2 separate regions of the Homo sapiens genome follow, and region 2 is linked to region 1. Evidence: chromatin loops called from intact Hi-C (ENCODE). Cell type or tissue: chondrocyte. All regions are shown on one strand. Each heading gives the region's core, and the rest is flanking DNA. Links, peaks and the distances in the headings are about the cores only.

Region 1 (17,002 bases), core at 3,004-11,003:
TGCTAGTTGATGGGAAAGAAGTTGGCAATGTTCAAAACAGTGTATCATGTGCCATCAGTCTGTGTAATGAATCCAGTTAGTCATGATATCTGTAAGAGTTAGAACTACAGGAGAAACACCAAAATTTATTTGACAATAATCTTCTATAAGTCTTCAGTTCACCTTAGACTTTTGTACATGGTGGTTCTATATAGAGATCTTGTATCGCTTACTAACTGTGCTTCCTTTAAGTCATTAATCAAGGCTGTGATTTTCTTTTTTTCTTCCCTGGAGGAGACAGAGAGGCTTGTGGGAGAGCAATTTTTGTGTCCTATTAACACTTTTCTACATGTGGCTGCACCACATTTGGCACTTTGTGGCAGAAAAATACAAGCGTCAGTTCCTAGTATATATTCAGATGTAGAGGTAACATCAAGAGTGTACAAAACTGGCCCAAAAGGTTTCACTCACAAGGTCATATTAGCTTCCCTTCCTTATTGTAAACCCAGTACAAACCCCATTAACTGATTCTGGATGCCATTTCCTTCCATAGGTCCAGGTAGACTAGTGACTTGGGCAACCATATTCAGAAGGTCCAAAAAAGTTAATTTTCTCCTTTTGCCAAAATTCCCCACCCTATTCGCACAGGTATATAATGGCCTTTGATCCTCACTGGGGACAGAAAGTCCTCAGCCCTCATCCTGTAACCCACTTCCCCAATTATTCCCCATTAATGGGGGGTCCATTTATTGCATAGTTGATTATACATAGTGGTCTGTACATTTATCACCAATTCTCATAAATTACCATTAAATTCAATTAATTGGCTGGTAAGGTCCTCATTATTTCTCTTACAGAAAGCCATGTTCATTACCATCTCAGGCTTATTGCTATAATTACAAAAAACTGTGAAGATTATGCGATTTTTTTTACCTTACTTGTAAGCTAACAAGGTAATCTGTCACAGGTTTTTGAGGGTTCTGGTAGAAGACATGAGACTCTTGGGTCAGAGACAAAGGATTATTATTCGTAGCAATAGTAACAGCCTGAATATAAGCATTTTTACCTTAGATTCCTAAGCCCCACTTCCCACAGTGCTATACAAAATGACCATTTGACTCCAGCATACATAGTACTATGCATTACAGGAGTAAAACCGAGGAAAATCAATCATTTATAATGTGCAGTAGCTGTGCTTTCCCTTTACTCTTGAAAAAGACATTCTGTTTATCATACTAGAGTAAGCATTCTTTCCCTTTGCTTCAGAGGGAAGCACTGTTTTCCAAAGGCTCTATGCAAACATGTTTTTACTTCAGAGAGAGACACTATCTCTTTCTTCCAAAGCTGTCTGCTATTCAAGCATCTTTTAAAAGATAGCCTAAAACAAAGGGTAGAAAGTGATTTACTTGCATGAAAAGCACATATGGAACTTTTCTTCCAACTCATGCACCACAAAACGATGTCTTGGTCAATGACAAACCATATAGATAGTGATATTCCCATAAGATTATAATGGAGGTGAAAAATCTCTATCAGCCACTGACATTGTACCAAAATTATAAAATAAAAATTGTAGCATACTTTATTTTTAATGAATTTAGCATAGCCTAAGTGTACAATGTTTATAAAGTCTACAGTAATATACAGTAATGCCCCAAGTCTTCACATTCACTTACCACTCACTCACTGAATCACCTAGAGCAACTTTCAGTCCTGTAAGTGCCATTCATGGCAAGTGCCCTATACAGGTGTAACATTTTTTATCTTTTATATTGTATTTTTACTGTACCTTTTCTGGGTTTAGATTTGTTTAGATACACAAGAACTTACCATTGCATTCCAACTGCCTGCAGTATTCAGCACAGTAACATGCTATACAGGTTTATAGTCTAGGAGCAATAGGCTATACCATATAGCCCAGTCATGTAGTAAGGTATACCACCTGGGTTTTTCTAAGGGCACTCTATCATGCCCACACCATTATGAAATTTCCTAACAATGCATTGCCCAGGAAGTAGCCTCAGTGTTAAGTGACACATGACTGTATAAAGTTGCTGGTGATATGCCATCTTCAAACTAACTAGATGATAGCAAATCTTGCTCCAACTTAAATTCCCACCAACATTGTATAGAATCTCCTATTTGTTTAACTGGTCAACACGTTTTCAAATTTCCTACATGTTTGATCTGATATGCACATGATGATCTAATGTGTATGAAAGCATATGTCATTTTAGTTTCCATGTTTCTGATTACTGGTGAGAATCATAAAGTCAAGAAATACTCATTGAACATCTATGTGCCAGGTACACATTTAAGTACTTGCGATACATTGAAGAACATAAAGATGGAGAAATCATACACTTACAGAGATTATATTCTGGCAAGTGTAAGTATAACAAAGTTATTAACTAAGTAAATTACACAGTATATTAAAAGATGACATGTTATGGAAAAGACAGAAAAGTAATAAGGATCAAATTAAGAAAATTTATTTTTATTGAAAATGTGGTCTCCTATTTTATAAATCAACTGGTTGCATTCTTTTGCCCAATTTCCATGGGTCATTTGCTTTTTCTTAGAATATATTATGGCTTATTTTGTTAATTTTAGTCATCCAATTTTATAGCCACGTCTTATTTTTCCCTACTTTGTATAGGGTAATTTTTGCAAGTAGGAGATGGCATATTATAATTTAATCAACCGTATTAAAATTTCCTTTAGTAAGTACCTGTGCATTCTGTGCCTTTGTAATCTTCCTCATTTACAGAGTTCAAAATATAAATACTATCTTCCATTGTATTTTAAAGATTTTATACATGTTACTTTCCAAGTTTAGGTATTAAATTTTTTGTTCACTTGGAATTTATTTTGCACGTAGTGTTGTAAAATTTTCTTTTTAAACAAACAGCCAGTTAACACAGTACTATTTATTTAAAAAAAAGTTTTTTTTTCGTTAGTCATCTGAAATCTCATTTCTATTATAATTCGTTTCCTATGTGTAAATCTGTGTCTAGGTCACTCATCAGTTCATTAGCATATTTAATCTCCCCTTTTCCATCTCTGGACCCAATACAGACTATTCTACAAAGTTCCTAGGGTGATCCTGTTAAACTATATGACAAATCATATTGCTCCTCTGCTATCAGTATATGAATGGCTTTCCATAACATTCAGCGTAAAAGCCAAATTGCATTCTAGAACCTGCAGGGCTCTAAGGCGTCTTCCTCTCCCTCATCCCCACTACCTCTTTGAAATCACCTTCTGCTATTCTCTGCCTTGCTCACTCAGCTCCAGCCATGCTGCCATCCTCCCTGCTTCTCAAACATGTCAGGCCTCCTTTTGCCTTGGGGCCACAGTACTTGCTGTCTCTCCACCTGGAATATTCCTTTCCCAGACAGCTACAGGGTCAGCTCTTCCATTGCCTTCAGGTCTTTACTCAAAAGCCAAGTTCTCAGTGAGCCCTTCCCTGGTACCTTATCTATCTAATTTCAGCCTCCTCCCTGGAATTTCATATTCTACTTCTTTGCTTTATTTTTTCCTTCTTAGCACTTGTCACTATGAAAATACTTTACATTTACTTACATATTTTGGCTACTCTCTGTCTCCCACACCAAAGTGGGATAAAGATAAAAGAACTAAACTTAAAAGTGAATGGGGGTCAAAGCAAGCCAAAAGGGGCAGTTTTCCCAGGGTCTAGCCCCAGTTACAAGCACAAATGCTTCCAGGGGACAACTGTGCATTTTATTAGAGTGAAGCAGGCCAGCTGGGGGTATGGCCAATTGGAGAGGGCATTCTGAGTCTAAACTGGACTGAGCCCTATCTCAGACCCAGCTGCTTGTATCTCTGTTGGAATGTGGGCCCTAATCCTCATGTTTTTTTGTTTCGTTTCATTTTCAAGAGAGGCCAGAAACATGGAATTTCATTGTGTGAAACCTCCCAGATTAGGTGCTTTAGAGTACCTAATTTAAAGTAGATAACAATGAAAAAATAAAGATCAAACCAAACTCGGCAGCTGACTGAAATTGGCCTCTGGGCAGCCTGCTGGTGTTTGCTGGACTCATAAAAGAAAATTAATTCCTGCTATAGGGAGTGAGCTTGCCTTGTATTTCTTGAGGCAGTCAGCCTCAGGTCATGTTGGGTAGAGAGAATAAACTGAATTTACCACCTTCTTTCAACTCTTGAAAGCTCCTCGCTTCCCCCAGTATGCAGGGAGTTAGGGAAGCCTGGACAGCAGGGAGTTGCTGCTCCCTCTCCCAACTAAACTCAACCCCTCCACTATACAGCTGAAGGACTTAGTTATACAAAGTCATATCTCCCAGCCCAACTTCTCCATGGCATCTGCCTTACCTGGAAACAAAGAGCTGCTCAGACTCTGATCACAGCTCTCCATAAGTTGGGGATGGGCAAAATTAGTGGGAAGGTACCTGTGAGGAGTCCACAGACACCAGTCTTGTGGGTGCCTAGCCAGAATTGGGGCTTCTTGGGGAAGTAGGCCACCTTTTGTGGAGCACTGGATGGAGTCACCTGTAGTTTCAGGTAGCTGCCAAAAGGAGCATGGTTAGTCAAGTACTCCCCATGCGCTGAAGAAAAACATTAGGCTCAATTATCTGATGCCCCTCCTCTCTAGGAAGACAAGAAACATTCCAACAGAAGGAAAAAGTGTGATAGGACTGCTGTAACTGAGTTCAGTAAGGTTTAGTTTTTCTGGATCAAATTCTTTCCAAATGCAAGATGGAACATCTCTTAAGTTCTGAGAGCCCCACTAATCCATGATCTACAAGTGTTGTTTATCCAGCACAGGGCAAATGTGAGGAGGCAGCCCACAGCCCAGCACTTGTGGAGAACCATGTTAGTGTGTTTAGGCTGCGGGTTGGTGTTCTGCTAGGCAGGTGCGTCATGAACTCCAGGGAAGAAGGAAAGCCTTATAGGTGTAAACTTGGTTGCTGCCTAACTCTATGGAGTCATCCTTGTCCAAATGTCTTTCCAGGGAACTTCTCATGCAAATGGCTTCCTTGACAGTTGCCACTTCCTTTGTGCATAGAACTAAGGGAACAATGTGCATACTGCCAGAAATCCAACTTTTCTCTGGGTCTTCTCACCTCTGATGGGCCCCACTGTCCACACCTCTTCTTCTGTATTCTCACTCCCTTTGTCAGTCTTTCTTCTTTGAATTCCTTCTTCCTTAGTATTCTTCACCCTGACTCCTGCCTCTCATAGACCCTCCATTTGTGTATCCTTTAGTCTCTCACCAGAGTCCTTCCAACTTGATCTTTCACCCCTTACTCAGGACCTCTTCTAAGCTTCTTTGAGTAGAGAGCTTCCTACTCTATTCCATTTATGCTGTCTATTTTCCTCTAATCCCCAAGAGCTCACTCTTCCTCTGTTATTCTTCACTCCCTTCCCAGTTGGATGTTTCCTCCACATAGGTCACCTCCTCCCTCAGGTAACCTCTAACTTCTGGCCCTTCACCACCTCTTCCTAAGAAGTCACCTCGTCCTCTCCTTCTCCCCACAGCCAATCTTGACTTACTTTCCTTCTCCGCTCCACACCAGACCAGCTAAGTCTCTTGCAATTTTAGATGGCTGATTGTGATTCTAGCTGAACTTTGTTCACAATTGGAATTGACAGCTGTTCCTTCCTTTCATGCCCCATCCACAAAACACACCCAATCTTTTCAACAAGACAAACTGCTTATACATGTCATATAAATTTGTATTTTTCAGCATAAAACAACAGTTATGCAGGCAAATATTGTGATATCAGGACCCTTGAGCTTTCAACACCCTGAAAAGTTGTACTTTTTTTGTTTGCCTGCGTATTACACATTTGTCTCCACAAATGTAGCAAATTTTACTCTAACAAGATATTTTCACCAAATCGTAGACATAGATATGGAAGTCATCATCAAACGATGAAATACACAGGTTTGGCTTTAACTTGGTGGATGACCTTGTCTGTCCTTTTGGAGTCGTCTTCTTTGGTATATTCCACATGTTTATCTATCAGGCTATCTATAAATCCTTCTGGTTCCCTCTTCACTGGATGAGACACACTTGATTCTGGCATGATGCAGAGGTCACCTGCCTTATAATCATCGAGTAGCTAGTACATGTGCAAGACAGGATCTTTCTTATAAGTAATATAAAACCAGGCTTTCATGATAGGTGCTTGGGCTAGGACCATCCCCCTCCATTTATCCATAGAACCATGCTCTCCCTCAAACATGTGTTTCACTGCTTTGCCAATTATGGTATTTGCAAGGCAGAAATCCCTGACTTGTGAGAATGGCACCTTATGAGGAAGGATTTTAAGCTTTAAAATTCTTTCATCTCTGTGAAGTTCTAGTCCATAAACACAGTCAATTCCATAATATTTTACCAGATAAAGAAAGGGATATATAGGCACCTGATTCAGAACGGTCCCTTTACACTGGGTGATGGGCTCATCTCCCTTCTTCTATCCATGTGAAATTCTGCAGCCTACCATGTGTCTGCAGGACTGAGAGGAAGACCTTCCTCTTGGCTTCATTGGAGATGTCTTTTTCTTCCTCATGTTTGTAGTTCCAGTGTGGTGACCTATGGCTTCCCTGGTTGGCAGCTTTGCAGCTGCCTTTTTGTGAAGGAGAGTCTTCATATTTGGAGGGGAAGGAGAGAGGCCAGGGAAAAACATTAAATGTATGAGTTTTTTTCTTCTATCATGAAGTCCCTGTGCACCAGGTACATTGCCACCCATGTTGTTCATGTGTGTCCAGTAGCAATGTTAGATATCAAGACACTCTTGGATGCCTGCCTACAATGTCTTCCTTCCAGGCTTGTTTAGCTGCACAAGAGAGATAGAGAACAGGTAGGTGTGGTGGCCGTGGTAGTTGAGAGCACAGCAAAAGGAAGTGGGCTACTTTGCCTATTCCCTGACCCTCTGTCGCCATCCTATCACATCTCCCAACATTCTCCATTTTTTAGCTCCCACCTCATTTTTCCATTTCTGTACATGCAGTCTCCATGTCCCCTCCCCATGGCTCTGTGGTATTCATCCCCCGTACATTCCCATCCCTCGCCTCCCGCCTGGTGCTCACCTCTCTTTCCTGTCTCTTCCTGGTAAACTCCATTTTCCTTCTGGGCTCCAACCACAAACCTATTTCCCTTTCTGGCCACCTTTGTATACCATCCTGGTGCTCTTCAGGTCCTCATGCCCCCAGCCCTCAAATCACCCTTCCCAGTCTCCTGCATTTCTTACGCCAGCACCCACCCGAATTTTCACGCCTGGCCCCCACCAACCCCCATCCTCCGGTTCCGCAGCCCAGGGCCCACCTCCCGCGCCGCCCACCTCCCGCACTGCCGGAGAGGTGGCAGTGCCACCTCCCGCGCCCAAATCAGACCCCTCACTGTTGCCTCTGCTAGGAGCCTGTGGCGAAGGAGGATCAGCAGGCCACTAACAGAGTGAGCGCTTGCAAAAGCTAGGAGGGTAGGATCTGTAGGCGTGGAAAACGTCTAGAAGGGTTGTGAGGCAGGCGAAAGGGAAGGCAGCAGCATCCCCAGCACTAGGCTTGTTAGCCCTCTGCCTTCCTGTCGGTGGCGGCCCTTCTGCTACACTGGACTTCCAGGAGCCGTTGCTGCTGTTGCAATCTCCTCGCTCTTTTCCTAGCTTAGCTTCCTGGTAGGAGGGAGGCCTCTGCTTCCTGCCAAACGCCGCGCAGCACCCCCACCCCAGTGAATCCTGGACCACCGCCCTGGGCCCTAGAGATGCTCCTGGGCTCCTGCCCCCCACGCCCAACCGCACCTTCTCCCAAATCCACAGGTACCAGGTCCAAAGCCCCCTCTCCCTCTCCTGCTAGGTTCAACGTTTTCATTTTATGTCCCCCGACCCGCCGTCCCAGACTCCTCACCCCTACCTCCACCTTCAACCCCTCAGCGGCCCTGCCTCATCTGCTTTCCATCTTTCAAGATTTCCTTTTCCCAGTGCCCTTACGGAGTTATTCTTTATATACAAAAACCTGCCTTTCTTGTCATTGGAGAGGATTTTTGGTAGGACAAGAGAAATGCGCTAGTGCTTAGTGCTCAGTCTGCCATTTGACCTAATCTTTGTAATTTTTCCTGACAGGTCATTCCTGAACTTTACTTCTTGAGGAGATTTTTTGTTTCTTTTTCTTATTTTTTTCGTTTCCCTGATTGCAGAAGAATTGCATGCACAATGTGGACACTGTGTAAAATTCAGAAAATAGACTTGAAGCAGAAAATAATCAACTGCAAGCCCTGTTTCCATTCCCCTGGGCTCCAAGCAAAATAATAGCACTTATTACCTCTCCTTTGCCTTTTTTCTAAGCTCTTAAAAAGCTTGCATTATTTTTGCAAATTTAGTTGTTAAAAATTCTTTGTAAAACCATTTTTAGATGATATTTTGAAAATTACAGAGTGTAGTAGGTAGCAATATTAGAAGTACCAAATACTCTTCATTTGGAATTAACATTACTCATTTGTATTTGGGCTTTTAAAAGTAGAAATAAAATATTACCAATAAAATGTAATTCTCTTATCCTCTAGCATTGATCCTGTTCCCTCCCACCTCTCTAATGCTAACGCCATCACTCATTTTTTTTGTATCCTACAAATCTTTGTATTTCTGTAAATACCAATAATAATTTATAGGAGTTCACAGATTTTTAGGGTACAAAAAAAGAATGATATTTATAGTTACAAGTGGAAACTATGTATTTTATATCTCATATGTATTTTTAAATGTACATTATGAAGAATAATTCCTTCATACTGTGAGAAAAAAAGATTACTTCTCTTCCATGGCCCACACCTGAGATTTCTGGGAGGTGGCTCTGGGTCTTTATGATTTAGAATTTCTTTTTCTAACTAGATAAATACACTCTTAAAGATATTCAAGAAAATATTTTGTTTTTATTTTAATAGTTACATTGTCAGCAAGCCTGAAATAGAACTCTAGATTTGTCATAATCTTACTTACCTGAACTTTATTTTCAACATAAATTTTATTACATTTAAATTTTCTGCAGTTTGCCTTTTTTATTCGATGTTTTATTTTTAAAATTTTCTTTATATTTTATCTCCAACACTCCTTGTCACCTTTTAAATCTGTTGCCAAAAATAGTCTATTTCAGAGTACACATGTGACATTTTTGGCATCCATGGAACAATACATTTAAACATCCATTTTGTTGTTGATTACTATTTTGGTTTATTACAATATTTCATTTTCACAAACAGTGCTGCAATGAATGTCTCTGTATACTTGTACCAGAGTTTCTGTAAGTACATCCTAGAAGAAGAAATAATTTCTTGTAAGTACAAGCACTTCAAATTTCTTAAATGCTGCCAAATTGCTGTGTTAATTGGCTGTACCACTCTATTTTTTTCTACTTCCCTTTGCAACAGAAATTCTTCAAATACTTGCCTATTACATTATCTTCAATTACATTCATCACATTGTTTCAAAAACCTACTCCAGTCTGATTTCCCTGCCTGCTCCCCCCAAACTCCATGAAAATTGCTACTGTTCAGGTTATCAGTGATCTCCAATGATCATTCAATAAGATCATCAGTGATCTTCAGTGATCATTTATTAATCTCCATCTTTATATATCATCAGTCCTTGATCGTTCTGTTTTCCATGAAAAACTCTCTAGGTTTTCTTGGTAACTCACTGGTCACTTTTTAGTCTTTTTTTTTTTATTGGTTCCTCTTTATTTCTTCAATCTCTTAATGCCCCAGGGCTCGGTCTGTAGACTGCTTTTCTATCTACACTGTCTCCCTTGGCCACTTCATATAGGCTTATAGCTTTAAATGTCATTTGTAAGTTGAAAGGCCTCAAACGTATGTCTAGCCTGACCTCACTTTTTACTCCAGGCTTGTAAATCCAGCTACCTACTTGACATCTTCCATGTGGATATCTAACAGACTCAATATATTCAAATTGAGATGCCAATATTGCCCCTAAGACTTGTTCCACTGCACACCTACTTCCTCATCTCAGTAAATGGCAGCTTCATCTTTCTGTTTGCTAAGGCTATAAATGTGATATCATTCTTTCTCACAATTCATATCTAATTTGTCACTAAATTATGTTGGCTCTACCTTCAAAATGTATCTAAAGTCTGGCCATTTTTCATAACTTCTACTGCTACCACCCTGATTTGAACTATCTTTATTCCATAGCTCGTTTATTGCAATGGCCTCTTTACTAGACTGCTTTTGCTCTTGTTCCTTTATTGTCTGTACTTAAATACCACGCAAAAACTACAGTGGCTTCCCATTTCACTCAGAGGGAAATAAAATACTCAAGAATAGCCTACAAGATAGTGTATGATCAACCCCACCTGACTTTACCCTCTTATCTTTTAAAATTCCATCTTCTACTACTCTCACTCATAACATTGAACCATATAAAATTTCTGTATTCATAGGTCAAAATGGTCAAATATCAGCAATTCTAAGTGTTTGGTTCATCCTAACAGCTGACTGTGCTTCTTTTACACTGACATCATTGCTGTTCCTTGAGCAAGCGAAATGTCTCTCACCTCAGAGCCTTTGGACCTGTATTACTTCTATATTAAAATTTATTTTTTCACTATCTTCAGGTCTCTGCTCCTTATCTTCACAAATTGGGCTATCTTAGGGACCTTAACATTCTGATCATCTTTATCTTGCTCAACTCTTCCCCATACTATTTGTATTAGTCAGTGTATAATTACTTCTGTTACAAACACCATACACATCTTAGTGGCTTGACATACAAAAAAATTATTTCTCACACATAAAACAGTTAAATGTAGGTGTTCCTGGTCATTAGGCAGCTTTTCTATAATTGGTAATTCAGGAAAGACAGTATCTGTCTTCCATGTAGTCAAAGATTGACCATTTTCTGTGACTTCATAGTCCTCTGCCAGATCCTGTCTATCCAGCTGGCCAAAAATTGAAGACAGCAAGAGTGAGAGAGAGAAAGAGAGACAGAGAGGAAGTTTTCTAGAGCAGCGATGTCCAATAGAAACATTAAGATGAGTAATATATATATAATTTAAAATGTATCAATTGTCACATTTTAAAAAGGCAAAAAGAAACAGGTAATATTAATTTTAATAATATATTGTATTTAACTCAATATGCCCAAACTACTATAATTTAAACATTCAATCAATATCAGATTATTAATGATGTATTTAAAGTTATTTTTAAATACAAGATCTTCAAAATCTTGTGTTTTACACTTAAAGCACATCTCAATTTATAACAACCATCTTTTAAGTGATCAATAGCCATATGTATCTAGTGACTACTATATTGGGCAGTATAGCTCTAGTCATTTTATGAGATAGGCCTATACATGACACCTGTCATTTCTGCCAAAATTCCATCTGGCCAAAAATAAGGCACAAAAGTCCCAACCCAATGAGAGGGGATCTAAGAAATTCAATTTAGCTAAATGCTCAAGGAAAGGAGGAGAAAAACAAATACTAGTAAGTATAATAATCTTTGCCAAATTTTTAGTAATTTTAGTAAATATTGGATCCTTTACAGTTCTTTGGGTTGTTTTCCTTTCTTTACCTTCCACTTACTTGTTCAAACATCCGTTAATATCAGTATGTACTCATGGATGTTTACTTAATTCTCTTGGTTTTAATCTGATAACTTATATTTATTTTATTTCTCAATTGTCCCCATTGTTGATCATTGGGATCATGTTCAGGTTGGTCCCTGCGTCCTTTTTTTTCTTTTTTTTTTTGAGATGAAGTCTTGCTCTGTCACCCAGACTGGAGTGCAGTGGCACGATCTCGGCTCACTGCAACCTCTGCCTCCTGGGTTGAAGCCATTCTCCTGCCTTAGCCTCCCCAGTAATTGAGATTACAGGTGCGCACCACACCACCCAGCTAATTTTTGTATTTTTAGTAGAGACGGGGTTTCACTATATTTGCCAGGCTGGTCTTGAACTCCTGACCTTGTGATCTGCCCGGCTTGGCCTCCCAAAGTGCTGGGATTACAGGCATGAGCCACTGCACCTGGCTGGTTCCTGTGTCCTTTTGACCATAGTGTTCATCCTATTATTATTCATTTGCTTATTTTTCACTTCTTTCTCCAGCAGTGAGAAACCTGGGTCTATAATGGGAACAATATATTTACTTGTTAAAGCCTTGGATATGTAATTTGGTTTCAGACTTGCTAACTCATACCAGTGTGAGAAACAAATTAACCAACTTGAATAGTGTTAGTGTATAGTTCTTTCTGTCTCTAGCCTCACAGTATTCAGATACTTGTTTCTAAATTCATTTAGTTACAAAGTTACTTTTCTTCCTCATCCCTTTCGGTGTGCTTATAGCATTCATTTGTAATATAGTTAGATTCCTATGTCTGTATCTTTGGTCTCCTGATACTCTGATTTATTTTTTTAGTTTGCATATGGCATAATTTACTCTTTTTGGTGTACAATTCTATGGATTTGACAAATGCATGAAGTCGTATGTCCAAAAATAGTACCATACAGAAGAGTTACATCACTCTGAAAATTCCTTTGTATTGCTCCTTTGTAATCAACACCTCCTCCTATCCCCAACCACTGGCAACCATTCATCTGTTTTCTTTCCGTATAGTTTTACTTTTTTTCCAGAATTTCATTGTAAATGGATCATACATTATGTACTACGAAGGGTCTGGCTTCTTTCACTTAGCAAAATATATTTAAGATTCATTCATGATGTCATGTGAACCAATAATTTATTTCTGTTTATTTCTGAGTAGAATTCCAGTTTGTTTGTTTGTTTTTTGAGACATAGTCTCACTATGTCACCAGGTTAGAGTGCAGTGGTGTGATATCAGCTCACTGCAACCTCCACCTCCCGGATTCAAGTGATTCTCCCACCCCGGCCTCCCGAGTAGCTGGGACTACAGGTGCGCACCACCATGTCCAGCTAATTTTTGTATTTTTAGTAGAGAGGTCATTTCACCATGTTGGCCAGGATTGTCTCCATCTCTTGACCTCGTGATCCACCCGCCTTGGCTTCCCAAAGTGCTGGGATTACAGGCATGAGTCACTGTGCCCGGCCTCCAGTTTGTTTTTTTGTTTACATGTTGGTGGATATTTGAGTTGATTTTAGTTAGTGACAGTTAGGAATAAAATTGACATTTGAGTGCAAGGTTTTTTGTGAACATGTTTTCAATTTACTTGGGTAAATACATATGAGTGGGATTGGTGGGTTCTATGTTGAGTACATATTTATATTTATAAGAAACTGACAAACTGTTTTTCAAAATTGCTTTATCATTTTACATTTCTACCAGCAATACCTGAAAGTTCTATTTGCTCTTCATTCTCGTCAGTATTTGGAATATTGAGAATTTCTTTTTTTCTTTTCTTTCTTTCTTTTTTTTTTCTTTTTTTGAGATGGAGTTTCACTCTTGTTGCCCAGGCTGGAGTGCAATGGCACGATCTTGGCTCACTGCAACCTCTGACTCCTGGGTTCAAGCAATTCTCCTGTCTCAGCCTCCCGAGTAGCTGGGATTACAGGCATGCAACACCAAGTCCAGCTAATTTTGTATTTTTAGTACAGATGGGGTTCCTTCATGTTGGTCAGGCTGGTCTTGAACTCCCGACCTCAGGTGATATGCTAGCCTTGGCCTCCCAAAGTGTTGGGATTACAGGCATGAGCCCGTCCAAGAATTTCTTATTTTAGCCATGCTCACAGGTTTACAGTAGTATCTCATGTTGGTCTTAATTTATATTTCTCTAATGATTAATGATGTTGAGGATCCCTTTATAAGCTTATTTCTCATCTGTATATTTTCTTTAGTAAAACGTCTCTTTCAAATATTTGCCTTTAAAAAAACTGGATTTGTGTTTCTTATTGTTGAGTTTTGAGTTTTTATGTATGTGATTTGCAAATATTTTCTCTCTGTGACCTGTCCTTTCAGTTTCTTAACAGTGTTTTTCACAGAGCAAGTGTTAAATTGTGATGAAGTGCAATTAAAGGTTTTTAATAGATTGTATTTTGGGGCTCCAATTTTTTTATTTCAATAGTTTTGGGGTGGGGGTACAGGTGCTTCTTGGTTACATAGATAAGTTCTCCGGTGGTGATTGCTGAGATTTTAGTGTACCCATCACCCAAGCAGTGTACACTGTACCCAATATGTAGTCTTTTATCCCTCATCCTTCTTCCAATTTCCCCCAACTGAGTCCTCAAATTACATTTTATCATTTTTATGCCTTTATGTCCTCATAGCTTTTATGCTTTTGTGTCCTCATAGCTCCCACTTATAAGTGAGTACATACAATATTTGGTTTTCTATTCTTGAGTTACTTAAGAATAATGGCCTCCAGCTTCATCCAAGTTGTGGCAAAAGACATTATTTTGTTCTTTTTACGGCTGAATATAGTATTCCATGGTGTACATATAGCACATTTTCTTTATCCACTGATTGGTTGATGGGCACTTACATTGGTTCCGTATTTTTGCAGTTGTGAATTGTGCTGCTATAAACATGCATATGTATGTGTCTTTTTCACATCATGATTTCCTTTTCATTTGGGTAAATATCCAGTAGTGACATTGCTGGATCAAGTTGTAGTTCTACATTAGTTCTTTAATGACTCTCCATACTGTGTTCCATGGTAGTTGTTGTACTAATTTACATTCCCACCAGTAGTGTAAAAGTGTTTCCTTTTCACCACATCCATGCCAACATCGATCGTTTTATGACTTTTTAATTATGGCCATTCTTGCAGGAGTAAGATGGTATCTCATTGCGGTTTTAATTTTCATTTCCCTAAAGATTAGTGATATTGAGCATTTTTATCATGTTTGTTGGCTGTTTGAATATCTTCTATTGAGAAACGTCTATTCGTGTCCTTTGCTCAACTTTTTATGGGATTTTCAATTTCTAATTTATTTTTATTATTTTTTATTGCTGATTTGAGTTCCGTGTAGATTCTGAATACCAGTCCTTTGCCAGATGCAAAGTTTGCAAATATTTTCTCCCACTCTGTGGGTTGTCTGTTTACTCTGTTGATTATTTCTTTTGGTGTGCAGAAGCTTCTTAGTTTAATTAGGTCCCATTTATTTATTTTTGTTTTTGCTGCATTTGCTTTTGGGATCTTTGTCATGAATTATTTGCCTAAATCAATGTCCAGAAGAGTTTTTTTAAATTTTTTTATTTTTATGGCTTCAGGTGTCAGATTTAAGTCTTTGATCCATCTTGAGTTGATTTTTGTATGAGGTGAGAGATGAGGAACTGGTTTCATTTTTCTGACTTGCCAGTTCTCCCAGCACCATTTATTGAAGAGGATTTTCTGTCCCCAATTTATTTATAAATATATATATAAATAAATATATATAAATATAAATAAATAAATATATATAAATATATATATAAATATATATAATAGTATATATATATTATGGGGTTGTTTGTTTTTTTCTTGTAAATTTGTTTGATTTCTTTGTAGATTCTGGATATTAGCCCTTTGTCAGATGAGTAGATTGCAAAAATTTTCTCCCATTCTGTAGGTTGCCTGTTCACTCTGATGGTAGTTTCTTTTGCTGTGCAGAAACAACCCCATCAAAAAGTAGGTGAAGGATATGAACAGACACTTCTCAAAAGAAGACATTTATGCAGCCAACAGACACATGAAAAAATGCTCTTCATCACTGGCCATCAGAGAAATGCAAATCAAAACCACAGTGAGATACCATCTCACACCAGTTAGAATGGCAATCATTAAAAAGTCAGGAAACAACAGGTGCTGGAGAGGATGTGGAGAAACAGGAACACTTTTACACTGTTGGTGGGACTGGAAACTAGTTCAACCATTGTGGAAGACAGTGTGGCGATTCCTCAAGGATCTAGAACTAGAAATATCATTTGACTCAGCCATCCCATTACTGGGTATATACCCAAAGGATTATAAATCATGCTGCTATAAAGACACATGTGCATGTATGTTTATTGTGGCACTATTCACAATAGCAAAGACTTGGAACCAACCCAAATGTCCAACAATGATAGACTGGATTAAGAAAATGTGGCACATATACACCATGGAATACTATGCAGCCATAAAAACTGATGAGTTCATGTCCTTTGTAGGAACATGGATGAAGCTGGAAACCACCGTTCTCAGCAAACTATTGCAAAGACAAAAAACCAAATACCACATGTTCTCATTCATAGGTGGGAATTGAATACTGAGAACACATGGACACAGGAAGGGGAACATCACACACTGGGACCTGTTGTGGGGTGGGACAGGGGGGAGGGATAGCATTAGGAGATATACCGAATGTAAATGATGAGTTAATGGGTGCAGCACACCAGCATGGCACATGTATACATATGTAACGAATCTGCACGTTGTGCACATGTACCCTAGAACTTAAAGTATAATAAAAAAGTATATAAAAAAAGAGAGTTTTTTACAAAAGTATTTCTGGTGGTTTTTTGGCTAAGGTATTCTTTAAGATTGTTACCTTATAAAAGAAATTTAGCAAAATTTTATTTTTTAAAGAATAGACATTGTACTTTTAGTCTATTAATAGGACTTCAAGTTGATTGATATATTAATTGGCAAAAAGAAATACGTTGACAGTCTCTGAACATAAAGTATCTTTTAACAAAGAAGAAAACACTTTTGATAGAATTCAACATTCTCTTTTCTTAAAAACCCTAAAAAAAACTTGTCATCAAAAGAAAATACCACAACACAATAAAAGCCATCTATGACAAACCCACAGCCAACATCATAGTGAATGGCAAAAGCTGAAAGCATTCCACTTGATAACTGAAACAAGATAAAGACACCCACCTTCACCGCTGCAGTTTGGCATATTTCTGGAAGTCCTAGCCAGAGCAATTAGGCAAGAGAAATAAATAAAATGCATCCAAACAGTAACAGAGAGAGTCAAACTCTCTCTCTTAGGAGATGATTTGATGCTATACCTAGAAAACTTTATAGTCTATTTCCAATAGCCTCTAGATATGATAAACAACTTCAATACTAGTCAAACTTTCAGCAT
Region 2 (17,002 bases), core at 1,652-9,651, 66 kb before region 1:
TCTGACAAAGGGCTAATATCCAGAATCTACAATGAACTCAAACAAATTTACAAGAAAAAAACAAACAACCCCATCAAAAAGTGGGCAAAGGACATGAACAGACACTTCTCAAAAGAAGACATTTATGCAGCCAAAAAAACACATGAAAAAATGCTCACCATCACTGGCCATCAGAGAAATGCAAATCAAAACCACAATGAGATACCATCTCACACCAGTTAGAATGGCAATCATTAAAAAGTCAGGAAACAACAGGTGCTAGAGAGGATGTGGAGAAATAGGAACACTTTTACACTGTTGGTGGGACTGTAAACTAGTTCAACCCTTGTGGAAGTCAGTGTGGTGATTCCTCAGGGATCTAGAACTAGAAATACCATTTGACCCAGCCATGCCATTACTGGGTATATACCCAAAGGACTATAAATCATGCTGCTATAAAGACACATGCACATGTATGTTTATTGCGGCACTATTCACAATAGCAAAGACTTGGAACCAACCCAAATGTCCAAAAATGATAGACTGGATTAAGAAAATGTGGCACATATACACCATGAAATACTATGCAGCCATAAAAAATGATGAGTTCATGTCCTTTGTAGGGACATGGATGAAATTGGAAATCATCATTCTCAGTAAACTATCGCAAGAACAAAAAACCAAACACCGCATATTCTCACTCATAGGTGGGAATTGAACAATGAGAACACATGGACACAGGAAGGGGAACATCACACTCTGGAGACTGTTGTGGGGTGGGGGGAGGGGGGAGGGATAGCATTAGGAGATATACCTAATGCTAAATGACGAGTTAATGGGTGCAGCACACCAGCATGGCACATGTATACATATGTAACTAACCTGCACATTGTGCACATGTGCCCTAAAACTTAAAGTATAATAATAATAAAATTAAAAAAAAAAGAGAGAGCTTTGGGATAGCTGAACACGTGGAGGTTCCTGAAGGGTGGCTCACTTGAACAGGGCATGGAAGTTTGGTACCCCATTCCACATACCTTGCCCAATGTATCTCTTCCTTCTGGGTGTTCATCTGTATCTTTTGTAATATCCTTTACAATAAATGGGTAAATGTAAGTAAAGTGTTTCCCTGAGTTCTGTGAGCTGCTCTAGCAAATTAATTGAATGAGAACCCTGATTTATAGTTGGTCTGTTAGAAGTACAGATCATAATCTGGAACTTGTAATTGGCATCTAAAGTGCAGGGCAGTCTTGTGGGATTGAGCCCTCATGATTTTTAAGCCTTGATATTGTATCTTGTCTTAGTTCAGGCTGTTATAACAAATTACCATAGAATGAGTGGCTGAAACAATAAACATATATTTCTCACAGTTCTGGAGACTGGGTCTCCAGATAAGTCCAAGATAAGAAGTACAGGCCAATTTCGTTCCCTGGGGATAGGCCCTCTTTCTGGTTCCAAATGGCTATCTTCTCATTATACCCTCACATGGTGGAGAGCAGAGAGAGAGCTAGCTCTCTGGCTACTTCTTATAAGAGCATTAATCCCATCCATAGGGGCTCTACCCTCATGACCTAATTATCTCCCAAAGGCTCCATCTTCAAATATTATCACACTGGAGATTAGGCTTTAACATATACATTTAGGGGACAGGGCCACAAACATTCAATCCATAGCATGTCCTGAAATTTGACTGAATCCTTTTAATCATTTCAGTAGTTACTAATGGATTCTTTGGGATCATCTCTATATACAATGGTATTATCAGTAAATAAAGATAGTTTTACATTTTCCTAATATGGATAACTTTTATTTACTTATTTTCTTACTTGATTGCCCTGTCTAGAACCTACTGCAGTACAATGCTGAATGGAAATAGTGAGGGGGCATTCTTGTCCTCTTCTTATACTTAGGGGGAGAGGTTTCAGCCTTTCCCTGTTGAATGTGAATTTAGCTCTTTTTTTAATGCATATATGTCTCTTATCTTGAAGAAGTTCCCTTCTATTCCTAGTTTGTTGACAGGTTTATTATTATTATTATTAGAGGGTGTTGGATTTTGTCAAATGCTTTCTTGTGTCAATTGAGATAATCATTTTTTTCCCTTCATCCTATTGAGGTGTATTATTTTTATTAATTTTATAAAATTTTTTAATTGGAGTGAACTATACTATGACATAAAATTACCACTTTAAGAGTACAATTTAGTGGCAGTAAGTACATGCACATTGTTGTGCAATCACCATTATCCGTTTTCAGAACTTTTTTGTTATCCCAAACATAAAATATGTACCCATTAAAAAATAATTCCCTATTCCTCCCTCCCTCAGTCCCTGGTAACTTCTTTTCCTTGGTGCCTCATATAAGTGATATCATACTATATTTGTTCTTTTATGTCTATTTTCACGTAGCATACTGTCTTCAAGATTCATTTATATTATAGTATTTATCACAATTTCATTCCGTTTTAAGGCTGAGTAATATTCCATTGCACCTATATATCACATTTTGTTTTTCAATTCATCTGACAATAGACATTAGTGTTGTTTCCATCTTTTGGCTGTGTGAATGATGATGCTATGAACATTTGTATAGAAATATTTGTTCAAATCCCTGCTTGCCCTTCATTAGAGTATATACTGAGAAGTAGAATTACTGGATCATATGATAATTTAACTTTTTGAGGCACTGCCAAACTGTTTCCACTGTGGCTGTACCATTTTACATTCTTGTCAGTAATGCACAAGTATTCCAATTTCTCCACATCTTCACTCACAGTTTTTATTTTTTTTGTAATAGTCATCATAATGATTGTGCAGTGGTACCTCATTGTACTTTTGACTTGCATTTCCTTAATGATTAGTGAAACTGAGCATCTTTTTATGCTTTTATTGGCCATTTGTATCTCTTTGGAGAAATACCTATTCAATTCATTTGCCCACTTTTTAGTTGGTGCTTGTTTATTATCATTAAGTTGTGGGAATTCTTTGTATATTCTGGATGTTAGTTTCTCATTGGATATATAATTTACAATTTTTGTCTCATTCTGTGAGTTGTCTTTTCATTCTGTTGATGGTGTCCCTTGATGCATTTATTCTAATTTTAATAGAGTCCAATGTATCTCCTGTTTCCATTCCTGTGCTCTTTGTGTCATATCTGATAAATTATTGCAAAATCCAATTTCATAGAAGTTTTCTCTCATGTTTCCTTCTACCAGTTTTACAGTTTTAGCTCTTATGTTTAGGTCTTTGGTTCATTTAAGACAGCGCGGTGTAAGGTATATAGTGTATATGGTGTAAGATAAGCATCCAATATCCTTCTTTTGCAAGTGTCCATGTAGTTTTCCCAGCACTGATTGTTAAAAATATTTTTCTTTCCTCATTTAATGGTCACGGCATTCTTGTCAAAAATCACTTACATAAATAAGCAAGAGTCTATTTCATAGCTCTCTTTTATTCCATTGGTCTATGTGTGTGTGTTTATACCAGCAGCACACTGATTTAGTGCTGTAGCTTTGTAATAAATTTGAAATCAAGAAGTGTGAATCCTCTTTGTTCTTTTTTAAGAATTTGTTTTGTTTTGTTTTGTTTGTTTATTGTTTCGTGGTTCCATATGATTTTATAACAAGTGTTTAAATTACTTTAAAAACCTTGAAACCTTATTAAGATTTTGATAGGAAATTCATTAAATCTGTAGACAGCTTTGGGTAGTATTGTCATCCCGAAGGACTTCTTTTAACATTTTTTGTAGGGCAGGTGTTGTGGTAATGAACTTCCTTGGCTTTTGTTTGCCTGGGAATATCTTAATTTCTCCTTCGATTTTGAAAGACATTTTTGCCAGATATTGAATTCTCAGTTGAAAGATTTTTTTTTCTTCATCAGTCTATCATCCAATTGCCTTCTGGCCTTTAAGATTTTTGCTGAAAAATTGGCTGAAAGTTGAAGGAGAGAGGTGGAGCAAGATGGTGGAACAGGGCTCTCCAGTGATTGTCCCCGCACAGAAACATCAATTTGAACTATTTACAAACTAAAATATCTTCACAAGAACAAAGAAAACCAGGTGAGATATCACAGTACCCGGTTGTAGCACAACAATAAGAATAGATGCATTGAAGAGGGTAGGAAGGACAGTTTTACATTATCCACATCACCTCTCAAAAAACTGCAGGCAACACAGTATAAAAATATGTAACATCTGCTTGAAGGAAAGAGAGGGAAATGAGTACAGGAATTACCTAGGACCAATACCAGTCCCACTACAGTAAAACCCAGCATGAGACAGGTCCCATGGCTCCAGACTGTAGGTCAGTACCCACAGATTGATCTTCCAGCCTTGCCATGGTGCCAGGTGGGACCCCACATCTCCAGACTTCAGGCCTGAGAGGTGCACTTGCTCTCTGACTCACTCCAGTGCCATGGCAGGTAGAGCAGACCCAGGCTTTGGGCATCCCCCAGTGCCACACTGACTGCAATGGCTCCAGGCTTTCATCATGCCCCAGAACCATGCTGGCCCAACTGGCCCTGGGCATCAGTAAAACACAAGATGGCCTGCCCAGAATCTCTGGACAGGCTGACATGGAAGGGTCTTCCAAAACAAAGCCAGTCTGTGAAGCCTGGAGTCAGTACCTATTTCTTCAAATGTGAAGACATCAGTGAACAGCCACAAGGATCAATAGCAATCAGGGAAACATGACATCATCAAAAGGACAAACAAAAATAGCAGTGACTGAAATGGAGATGTGTGAATTACCTGAAAGGGAATTCAAAATAACTGCTTATTAAACTTAATCTTGAAGAAAAATGCCTTTTAGGAGTTATATTATTCAGTGCATTATTTACAAAGTATAACCAAGTCTATGGTAAAATGAATTTCTAATTCAGAGAATGCTGTTATCCTTATTTAACATTTTCCCTATAATAATTACTATTTAAAGATAATTATGATTACAATTTTCAAGCTTTGTGAAAAAATTGTTCATACAAGGAAGTAATGATTACAACCTGCTAAAACTGGCCAGCCTGTAAATACTTTTTATTTGTTTATTACTTTTTACTAGTAGAAATACATTTATATTCTTTTTCTTTCTTTATCCATCCTCCCCACTTCCCTTTGTAGCCTCTGGTAACAGCTAATCTGACCTCTATCTTCATGATATACTAAAAAAGCTAAAAAAGCACTCACATATGAGTGAGAATATGCAACAGGATTTAATTCTTTTTTTATGGTGGAATAATATTCCATTGTGTATATATACAACATTTTCTATTTTTAATTAAAAAAATTTTACTGATTTGAGGGTACAAGTGCAGTATTGTGTAGTAATGAAGTCTGGGCTTTTAGCCATCACTTGAATAATGTACATTATACCCAGTAGGTAATTTTTTATTCCTAACCTCTTCCCAACCTCCCACCTTTCAGAGTCTTCAATGTCTATTATTGCACCTTGTATTCATGTGTATTCATTATTTAGCTCCCGCTTATAAATGAGTCCATGCAGTATTTAACTTTCTGGGTTATTTAACTTAAGAAAATGGCCTCCATTGTTCTCCATGTTGCTGCAAAAGACAGGATTTCATTCTTTTTTATGACTGAGAAGTGTTCTATGGCATGTGTGTATGTCACATTCTCTTTATCCAATTATTCATTGATGGACACTTAGGTTTATTCTATGACTTTGTGAATAGTGCTGAAATAAAGACATGAGTACAGGTAGCATTTTGATGTAACAATTTCTTTTCTTTTTGGTATGTATCTAGTAGTGGGATTGTTGTATCAAATGGTAGTTCTATTTTTAGTTCTTTGAGAAATCTCCATATATTTTTTTCCAGAGAGGTTGTTCTAATTTACATTTCCACCAACATTGAATAAGTGTTCCTTTTCCTCAGCATCCTTGCCAACATCTGTTGTTTTTTGACTTTTTAATGATAGTCATTCTGACTGGAGTAAGATGGTATGTCATTGTGGTTTTAATTTGTATTTCTTTGATGATTAGTGATGTTGAGTATTTTATTTTTTGTTTTGTTTTGTATTGTTTGTTGGCTGTTTCTATATCTTCTTTTGAAAAGTGTCTGTTCATGTTCTTGGCCCACTTTTTAAGGGATTATTATTATTATTATTTACATTACTTTCTGTGTTGCTTGGGTTCTTTCTAGATTCTAGATATTAGTCCTGGGTCAGATGAATACTTTGCAAATATTTTCTCCCATTTTGTAGGTTGTTCATTTACTCTGTTGACTGTTTCTTCTGCTTTGTAGGGGATTTTTAGTTTAATTAAGCCCTATTTGTCTATTTTTGTTTTTGTCGCATTAGCTTTTGAGGACTTAGTCATAAATTCTTTGCCTAGGCCAATGTCCAGAAGTGCTTTCCCTAATTTTTTTCTAGGTTTTGTATGGTTTTATTTACATTTATGTCTTTTATCTGTCATGAGTTTTGTTTGTTTGTGTGTTTCATTCTTCTGCATGGCTATTCACTTCTCCTAGCAACATTTACTGAGTAGGGTGTCTTTTATTCAGTGTATATATTTGTCAGCATTGTTGAAGATCAATTGGTTATAGGTATGTGACCTTACTTCTGGGTTCTCTATTCTGTTCTACTAATTTGTGTGTCTATTTTTATACCAGTACCATGCTGTCTTGGTTACTATATCCCTGTAGTATAAATTGAAGTGAGGTGATGTGATTCTTCCAGCTTTGTTCTTTTTGCTTAGGATTGCTTAGGCTGTTGGGGCTGTTTGTTTCCATATGAATTTTAGGATTGTTTATTCTAATTCTGTGAAAAAATGATGTTGGTAATTTGATAGCAACTGAATTGAATCTGTAAATTACTTTGGGCAGTGTGGTCATTTTAACAATATTGATTCTTCCAATTCATGAGCCTGGGATGTTTTTCCATTTGTTTGTGTTATGTATGATTCCTTTCATTAGTGTTTTGTATTTCTCCTTGTAAAGATCTTTTATCTTCTTTTGTAAATGTATTCCTAGGTATTTTTGTTTTGTAGCTATTGTAAATAACATTGAGATTTAAATTTGGTTCTCAGCTTGATTGTTATTGGTATGTAGATATGGTACTGATCTTTAGACTTTTTTGGAATAGTTTCAGTAGGAATGGTACCATTTCCTTGTATGTCTGATAGAATTCAACTGTGAATTCCTCTGGCCTAGACTTTTACTTTTGGGGACTTTTTTTTTTTTTTATTCATGATCCAATCATACTGCTCATTATTGCTGTCTTAAGAATTTCTTTTTTTTTTCCCTAGTTCAATCTTGGGAGGTTATATGCTTTCAGGAATTTATACATTTACTCTATGTTTACTAATTTGTGAGCATAGAGATGTTCATTCGAGCCTCTGATGATCTTTTTATGTGTCTGTGGTATTAATCGTAATTTTTCCTCTTTCATTTTTGATTGTTCTTATTTGAATCTTCTTCTTTCTTGGGTTAATTTAGCTAGTGGTCTCTGGATTTTGTTTATCTTTTTTAAAAAACCAACTTTTCATTAATCTTTGGATTGTTTTGGGAGTCACAATTTTATTTAGTTTTGCTCCGATCTTTGTTATTTCTTTTCTTCTGCTACCTGTGGACTTGGTTTGTTCTTTTTTTTTTTTTTTTAGTTTCTTGAGGTACAATGTTAGAATGTTAACTTGTAATATTTTTTCCTTTTTGATGTAAGCATTTAATGCTATAACCTTCCCTCTTACCACTGCTTTTGCTATATTTTAGAGGTTTTGGTATGTTGTGTCTCTACTTTTGTTTTGAACATTTAAAAATTTCCACCTTAATTTTGTCATTTGCTCAAAGATCATTAAGAAACAGGTTATTTAATTTTCTTGTATTTGTATAGTTTTTAGAGTTCCTCTTGATATTGATTTCTAGTTTTTTTTTCCCCACTGTGGTCTGAGAAGATACTTGATATGATTTTAATTATTAAAAATGTATTGAGACTTGTTTTGAGGCCTAATATATGATCTATTTTGAAAAACGTTTTAGTGTGCTAATGAAAAGAATGCATATTCTGCAGTTGTTGGGTAAAATGTTCTATAAGTTTCTGTAAGGTCCATTTCGTCTAGATTTCAATTGAAGTCTAGTGTTTATACCTCATTTAAAAAAATTATTTATTGTTGATCTTTACTTTGGTTGATTCTATATTTTGTCTATTATGAATAGTGCTGAAATAAACATTAAAGTGCAGCTAAATCTTTGATATATTAATTTTTTGGATATATACTTAGTGGTGGAATTACTAGATCATATGATAATTCTAGTTTTAGATTTTTGAGTACCTTCCACATTGTTTTTTTATAGTAGATGTACTACCTTGCATTCCTACAATGTATGAGAGTTCCCCTTTCTCCAAATTTTTGCCAACATTTGTTATTTCTTGTCTTTTTGATACAAGCCATTTTGGCTATCGTAAGATGATACATCCTTGTGGTTTTGATTTTTCATTTCCCCAATTATTAGTGATATTGAGCATTTCTCACATACCAGTTGGTCCCTTGTATGTCTTATTTTGAGAAATGTCTATGTAGATATTTTCCCCATTTTAAGTGGATTAGATGGGTTTTTTGCTGTTGAGTTGTTTGAACTTCCTGCACATTCTCATTCTTTCTTTTAACTTTATTTTAGCTTCAGGGGTACATGTGCAAGTTTGTTACATAGGTAAATTTTGTCACAGGGGTTTAATGTACAGATTATTTCGTCACCTAGGTAACAAGCATAGTACCCAATAGGTAATTATTTGATCCCCTACCTCCTTCCACCATGCACCCTTAAGTAGGTCCTGGTGTCTGTTGTTCCCTTCTTTTTGTCTATGTATTCTCAATGTTTAGTTCCCACTTATAACTATGAGGATGCAGTATTTGGTTTTGTGTTCCTGAGTTAGTTTGCTTAGGATAATGACCTTCATCTCTATTCATGTTACTGCAAGGGACGTGATCTGATTATTTTCTATGGCTGCATAGTATTTCATGGTATACATCTACCACTTTTTTATTTTTATTTTTATTTTTTAATTTCTGAGCATTCATAGTAGGTGTATATATTTATGGGGGTACATGAGATGTTTTGATACAGGCATGCAATGCGAAATAATTACATCATGGAAAACGGGTATCCATCCCCTCAAGCATTTATTCTTTGTTTTATAAACAATCTAATTATACTCTTTTTAGTGATTTTAAAATGTGCAATTAAATTATCATTGACTATAGTCACCCTGTTGTGCTGCCAAATACTAGGTTGTATTCATTCTTTCCAACTATATTTTTTGTAACCATTAATCATCATCACCTCCCCCTCAGCCCCTCACCACCATTTCCAGCCTCTGGTAACCATCCTACTCTCGATTTCCATAAATTATATTGTTTTGATGTTTACATACCACAAGTAGGTGAAAACATGCTATGTCTTTCTTACTGTGCCTGACTTATTTCACTTAACATATGATCTCCAGTTCCATTCATATTGTTGCAAATGAATAAATCTCATTCATTTTTATGGCTGAATAGTACTTCATTGTATATATATATGTACCGTGTTTTTTTTGTTTTTTTTAATTTTTATTTATTTTTTTATTATTATACTTTAAGTTTTAGGGTACATGTGCACAGTGTGCAGGTTAGTTACATATGTATACATGTGCCACGCTGGTGCGCTGCACCCACTAACTCGTCATTAATCTGTTGATGAATACTCGGTTGCTTTCATATCTGAGGTATTGTGAACATGCTCTAAAAAACATGGGAGTGCAGTTATCTCTTCCATATATTGATTTTCTTTCTTTTGGATATACACCTAAGAGTGGGATTCCTGGATCCATTGGTAGCTCTATTTTTAGTTTTTTGAGGAACGTTCAAACTGTTCCTAGTGGTTGTACTTTTTTACTTACCCACCAGCAGTGTATGAGGTTTCTATTTCTTCCACATCCTTGCAACCATTTGTTATTGCTTTTTTTTTTTTTTGGATAAAAGCCATTTTAACCGGGGTGAGATGATATCTCATTGTAGTTTTGATTTGCATTTCTCTGATGAACAATGATGTTGAACACCTTTTAATATGCCTGTTTGCCATTTGTATGTCTTCTTTTGTATGTCTATTCAAATCTTTGGCCCAGTTTTTAATTGAATTATTAGAGTTCTTTCTGTACAGTTGTTTGAACTCCTTATGTATTCTGGTTATTAATCTCTTGTCAGATAAATAGTGTGCAAGTATTTTCTCCCATTCTGTGGGTTGTCTTTTCTCTTTGTTGACTGTTTACTTTACTGTGCAGCTTTTTAACTTGATGTGATCTCATTTGTCCATTTATGCTTTCATCGCCTGTGCTTGTGGGGTATTGCTCAAGAAATTTTTGTCCAGGCCAATGTCTGGAGATTTTTCTCAATGTTTCCTTGTAGGAATCTCATAGTTTGAGGTCTTAGATTTAAGTGTTTAATCCATTTCAATTTGTTTTTGTATATGGCAAGAGATGGGGGTCTAGATTAACTCTTCTCCATATCTAGTTTTCCCAGAACCACTTATTGAAGACACTGTCTTCTCCCTAGTGTATATTCTTGACACCTTTGTTGAAAATGAGTTCACTTTAGGTGAGTGGATTTGTTTCTGGGTTTTCAATTCGGTTTCATTGGTCTGTCTGCTTTTATGCCAGTACTATGCTGTTTTGATTACTATAGCTCTAAAATATCATTTCAAGTCAGGTAACGTGATTGCTCCAGTTTTGCTCTTTTTGCTTACAGTAGCTTTGACTATTCTAGGTCTTTTTTGATTCCATATAAATTTTGGGATTTTTTTTATTTCTATGAAGAATGTCATTGGTATTTTGATAGAGATTGCATTAAATCTGTAGATTGCTTTGGGTAGTACAAACATATTAATAATATGAATTCTTCCAATTCATGAACAAAGAATATATATATATATATGTATATATATATATATATACGTATATATATATATGTATATATATATATATATGTATATATATATATATATATATATATATATATATATAGAGAGAGAGAGAGAGAGAGAGAGAGAGATGGAGTTTTACTCTGTCACCCAGGCTGTAGTACAGTGGCACGACCTCAGCTCACTGCAACCTCTGCCTCACAGTTTCAACCGATTCTCCTGCCTCAGCCTTCTGAGTAGCTGGGATTACAGGTGCACGACACCACGTCTGGCTAATTTCTGTGTTTTTAGTAGAGATGGGGTTTCACCATGTTGGCCAGGCTGGTCTCTAACTCCTGACCTCAGGTGATCTACCCGCCTTGGCCTCCCAAAGTTCTGGGATTACAGGCATGAGCCACCGTGCCTGGCCAGAGTATTTTTCAGTATTTTGGTGTTCTCTTCAATTTCTTTCATCAGCTTTTTATAGTTTTCATTATAGAGATCTCTCTCTTTGGTAAATTCCTAGGTATTTAATTTTCTGTATGGCTATCTTAAATGGGACACATTTTATTTTTTATTTCTCTTTTGGATTGTTTACTGTTGGCATATAGAAATACTACTGAATTTTCTATGTTGATTTTGTGACCTGCAACTTTAATTTAATTTTAATTTTTTATTGACTTGTATTTTTTTATCCCTTGTATGTTTTTTGGTTTGAAGTTACTGTGAAGCTTGTCTTATAACCCATTATTTAAACGTAATAAATACTCAACACCTTTTGCATAAACAAACAAGCAAAAAGAAAAGTAAGAAAAACTCTATGCCTCAACTTTGCCCCTACCCCACCACTTTTTGACTTTTTGTTTTTTCTATTTCTACCTTCTTGTACTATGTATTGAAAAGTTGTTGTAGTTATTATATTTGCTTGGTTCATCATTTAGTCTTTTTACATAGGCTAAGAGTCATGTATGCAGCATAGCTACAGTGTTATAATATTCTGTGTTTTTTTGTGTACTTACTATTAACAGTTAGTTTTGTACCTTCAGTGATCACTTATTGCTCATTAATGTCCTTTTCTTTCTGATTGAAGTACTGCCTTTAGCATTTCTTGTAGGACATGTCTGGTGTTGATTAAATCCCTCATCTTTTGTTTGTGAGGGAAAGTCTTTATTTTTCTTTCATGTTTGAAAAATAATTTCACCAGATATATTATTCTAGGGTGAAAGTGTGTGTATGTATTTTTTTTTTTAATCAGTACTTTAAATATGTCATGCCACTCTCTTCTGGCCTGTACGGTTTCCACTGAAAAGTCTGTTGCCAGACATATTAGAGTTCCACTGTATGTTGTTTCTTTTCTCTTGCTGCTTTTAGGATTCTTTATCTTTGACCTGTGGTAGGTTGATTATTAAATGCCTTGAGGCAGTCTTTTCTGGGTTAAGTCTGCTTGGTGTTTTATAACCTTCTTATACTTTGATATTGATCTCTTGCTCTAGGTTTGGGAAGTTCTCTGTTATTCTCCCTTTGAATACAGTTTCTACCCCTATATTTTTCTCTACCTCCTCTTTAAGGCACATCACTTTTTTTTTTTTTTTTTTTGATAGTGTCTTGCTCTGTCACCGAGGCTGGAGTGCAGTGGTGTGATCTCAGCTCACTGCAACCTCCACCTCCTGAGTTCAAGCGATTGTCCTGCCTCAGCCTCCCAAGTAGCTGGGATTACAGGCATGTGCCACCAAGCTCAGCTAATTTTTGTATTTTTAGTAATGACAGCGTTTTACTGTGTTGGCCGGGCTGGTCTTGAGTTCCTCATCTCAAGTGCTCTGCCTGCGTCGGCCTCCCAAAGTGCTGGGATTACAGGCGTGAGCCACCGTGCCTGGCCCAATGACTCTTATATTTTCCCTTTTGAGGATATCTTCTAGATTCTGTAGGCATGCTCTATTGTTTTTTATTCTTTTGTTCTTTTTTATTATTATTAAACTTTATGTTTTAGGGTACATGTGCACAACGTGGAGGTTTGTTACATATGTATACATGTGCCATGTTGGTGTGCTGCACCCATTAACTCATCATTTACATTAGGTATATCTCCTAATGCTATCCCTCCCCCCTCCCCCTACCCCACAACAGGCCCCAGTGTGTGATGTTCCCCTTCCTGTGTCCATGTGTTCTCATTTTTCAATTCCCACCTATGAGTGAGAACATGCAGTGTTTGGTTTTTGTCCTTGTGATAGTTTGCTGAGAATGATGGTTTCCAGCTTCATTCATGTCCCTAAAAAGTACATGAACTCATCCTTTTTTATGGCTGCATAAAAAAGGCTAGTTAGATTGCCATTCTAACTAGCGTGAGATGGTATTTCATTGTGGTTTTGATTTGCATTTCTCTGATGGCCAGTGATGGTGAGCATTTTTTCATGTGTTTTTTGGCTTCATAAATGTCTTCTTTTGAGAAGTGTCTATTCATATCCTTCACCCACTTTTGGATGGGGTTGTTTGTTTTTTTCTTGTAAATTTGTTTGAGTTCATTGTAGATTCTGGATATGAGCCCTTTGTCAGATGAATAGGTTGCAAAAATTTTCTCCCATTCTGTAGGTTGCCTGTTCACTCTGATGGTAGTTTCTTTTGCTGTGCAGAAGCTCTTTAGTTTAATTAGATCCCATTTGTCAATTTTGGTTTTGTTGCCATTGTTTTTGGTGTTTTAGACATGAAGTCCTTGCCCATGCCTATGTCCTGAATGGTATTGCCTACGTTTTCTTCTAGGGTTTTTATGGTTTTAGGTCTAACATGTAAGTCTTTAATCCATCTTGAATTAATTTTTGTATAAGGTGTAAGGAAGGGATCCAGTTTCAGCTTTCTACATATGGCTAGCCAGTTTTCCCAGCACCATTTATTAAATAGGGAATCCTTTCCCCATTTCTTGTTTTTGTCAGGTTTGTCAAAGATCAGATAGTTGTAGGTATGCAGCATTATTTCTGAGGGGTCTCTTCTGTTCCATTGGTCTATATCTCTGTTTTGGTACCAGTACCATGCTGTTTTGGTTAGTGCAGCCTTGTAGTATAGTTTGAAGTCAGGTAGCGTGATGCCTCCATTGAATGTATAAATTACCTTGGGCAGTATGGCCATTTTCACGATATTGATTCTTCCTATCCATGAGCATGGGATGTTCTTCCATTTATTTGTATACTCTTATTTCATTGAGCAGTGGTTTGTAGTTCTTGAAGAGGTCCTTCACTTCCCTTGTAAGTTGGATTCCTAGGTATTTTATTCCCTTTGAAGCAATTGTGAATGGGAGTTCACTCATGATTTGGCTCTGTGTTTGTCTGTTCTTGGGGTATAGGAGTGCTTGTGATTTTTGGACATTGATTTTGTATCCTGAGACATTGCTGAAGTACCTTATCAGCCTAAGGAGATTTTGGGCTGAGACGATAGGGTTTTCTAAATATACAATCATGTTGTCTGCAAACAGAGACAATTTGGCTTCCTCTTTTTCTAATTGAATACATTTTATTTCTTTCTCTTGCCTGATTGCCCTGGCCAGAACTTCCAATACTGTGTTGAATAGGAGTGGTGAGAGAGGGCATTCTTGTTTTGTGCCAGTTTTCAAAGGGAATACTTTCAGTTTTTGCCCATTCGGTATGATATTGGCTGTGGGTTTGTCATGAATAGCTCTTATTGTTTTGAGATACATTCCATCAATACCTAGTTTATTGAAAGTTTTTAGCATGAAGGCTGTTGTATTTGTCAGAGGCCTTTTCTGCATCTATTGAGATAAGTGTGTGGTTTTTGTCTTTGGTTCTGTTTATATGCTGGATTATGTTTATTGATTTTCGTATGTTGAACCAGCCTTGCATCCCAGGGATGAAGCCCACTTGATCATGGTGGATAAGCTTTTTGATGTGTTGCTGGATTCGGTTTGCTAGTATTTTATTGAGGATTTTTGCATCAATGTTCATCAAGGATATTGGTCTAAAATTCTGTTTTTTTTTTGTTGTGTCTCTGCCAGGCTTTGGTATCCGGATGATGCTGGCCTCATACAATGAGTTAGGGAGGATTCCCTCTTTTTCTATTGATTGGAATATTTTCAGAAGAAATGGTACCAGCTCCTCCTTGTACCTCTGGTAGAATTCAGCTGTGAATCCATCTAGTCCTGGACTTTTTTTGGTTTGTAAGCTATTAATTATTGCCTCAGTTTCAGAGCCTGTTATTATTGTATTCAGAGATTCAACTTCTTCCTGGTTTAGTCTTGGGAGAGTGTATGTGTCGAGGAATTTATCCATTTCTTCTAGATTTTCTAGTTTGTTTGCATAGAGGTGTTCATAGTATTCTCTGGTGGTAGTTTGTATTTCTGTGGGCTCGTTGGTCATATCTCCTTTGTAATTTTTTATTGTGTCTATTTGATTCTTCTCTCTTTTCTTCTTTATTAGTCTTGCCAGCAGTCTATCAATTTTGTTGATCTTTTCATAAAACCAGCTCCTGGATTCATTGTTTTTTTATGGGCTTTTTGTGTCTCTATTTCCTTCAGTTCTGCTCTGATCTTAGTTATTTTTTGCCTTTTGCTAGCTTTTGAATGTGTTTGCTCTTGCTTCTCTAGTTCTTTTAATTGTGACATTAGGGTGTCAATTTTAGATCTTTCCTGCTTTCTCTTGTGGGCATTTAGTGCTGTAAATTTCCCTCTACACACTGCTTTGAATGTGTCCCAGAGATTCTGGTATGTTGTGTCTTTGTTCTCATTGGTTTCAAAGAACATTTTTATTTCTGCCTTCATTTCGTTATGTACCCAGTAGTCATTCAGGAGCAGGTTGTTCAGGTTCCATGTAGTTGAGCGGTTTTGAGTGAGTTTCTTAATCCTGAGTTCTAGTTTGATTGCAGTGTGGTCTGAGAGACAGTTTGTTGTAATTTCTGTTTTTTTATTTCCAACTATGGTCAATTTTGGAATAAGTGTGATGTGGTGCTGAGAAGAATGTATATTCTGTTCATTTGGGGTGGAGAGCTCTGTAGATGTCTATTAGGTCTGCTTGGTCCAGAGCTGAGTTCAATTCCTGGATATCCTTGTTAACTTTCTGTCTCATTGATCTGTCTAATATTGACAGTGGGGTGTTAAAGTCTCCCATTATTATTGTGTGGGAGTCTAAGTCTCTTTGTAGGTCTCTAAGAACTTGCTTTATGAATCTGGGTTCTCCTGTATTGGGTGCATATATATTTAGGGTAGTTAGCTCTTCCTGTTGAATTGATTCCTTTATCATCATGTAATGGCCTTCTTTGTCTCTTTTGATCTTTGTGTTTTTTTTTAAGCCATCCTGTTTGTGGTTTTTTTTAGAGCAGACATAGGACACTAACAAAATTACTCATTTTTAAAAAAACTTTGATTTTTGATAGCTCCTTCAGGTTGATTCTTGTGTCATTTCTGATTTTGAGTATTTTTTCCACGTGCTTATTGGCGATTTGTATATCTTTCTGGAAGAAATGTCTATTTAAGACCACTGCCCATTTTATTTATTTATTTATTCAATTAAAATTGTAGCATTTATTACCAAGCAATAAAAATTTTATAAGGACAAAAGCAACAGAGATATAGGGTAAAATATTTATGTATGCAATATTGCATAATAATTTGTTTTTTTTTAATTTTAGCTTTAGGGATACCACTGGTTTTTGATTACACTGATAAATTGTATAGTGGTGAAGTCTGAGCTTTAAGTGTACCCCTTGCCTGAATATTGTAGGTTGTACCCAATAGGTAATTTTTCATTCCTCACCCTACTTCCACAATTCCTGGTTCTGAGTCTTTAATGTCCATCATACCACTCTTCCTGCCTTTGTGTTATTGCCCATTTTAAAATTTAAATTGGGTTATTTGTTGTTGAGTTGTAGGAGTTTTTCCTCATTTTGTTTTAGATACAGGATCTCTCTCTATCTCTTAGGCTGGAGTGCCATGGCAAGATCATAACTCACTACAGCTTTATATATGTGTTCTTTATATAGGTGTTCATCCTACTCTGCTCTTAAACACTAGAACTTATTCTATGTGTTTGTACCCATTAATCAGCCTCACTATATACACCCCAACACACACAATCTTCTCAGCCTCTGATATCTATCATTCTATTCTCTACCTCCAAAATAAAATGTTTTACCTCCCACATGTGAGTGAGAAC

The links. Hi-C counts contacts between places; a loop is a spot of excess contacts. Peaks named below come from ENCODE experiments on the same cell type or tissue, not always from the same donor. Only the 100,000 strongest peaks of a DNase experiment are listed, where the experiment ranks them.
Region 2: it touches region 1 in a loop (3-fold over the local background); 2 of 110 quality-filtered maps call a loop at or near these places.

Annotation. Positions count from the first base shown.
Region 1 is chrX:57,063,071-57,080,072 of GRCh38, forward strand. It overlaps the pseudogene SPIN2P1. Among named protein-coding and RNA genes, the nearest start is that of SPIN2B, 50 kb to the right of the region's middle. In chondrocyte, for the core only: no CTCF peak of the experiment used is centred there; a DNase peak (open chromatin) is centred at 7,551.
Region 2 is chrX:56,998,492-57,015,493 of GRCh38, forward strand. No RefSeq gene overlaps it. Among named protein-coding and RNA genes, the nearest start is that of SPIN3, 11 kb to the left of the region's middle. In chondrocyte, for the core only: no CTCF peak of the experiment used is centred there; no DNase peak of the experiment used is centred there.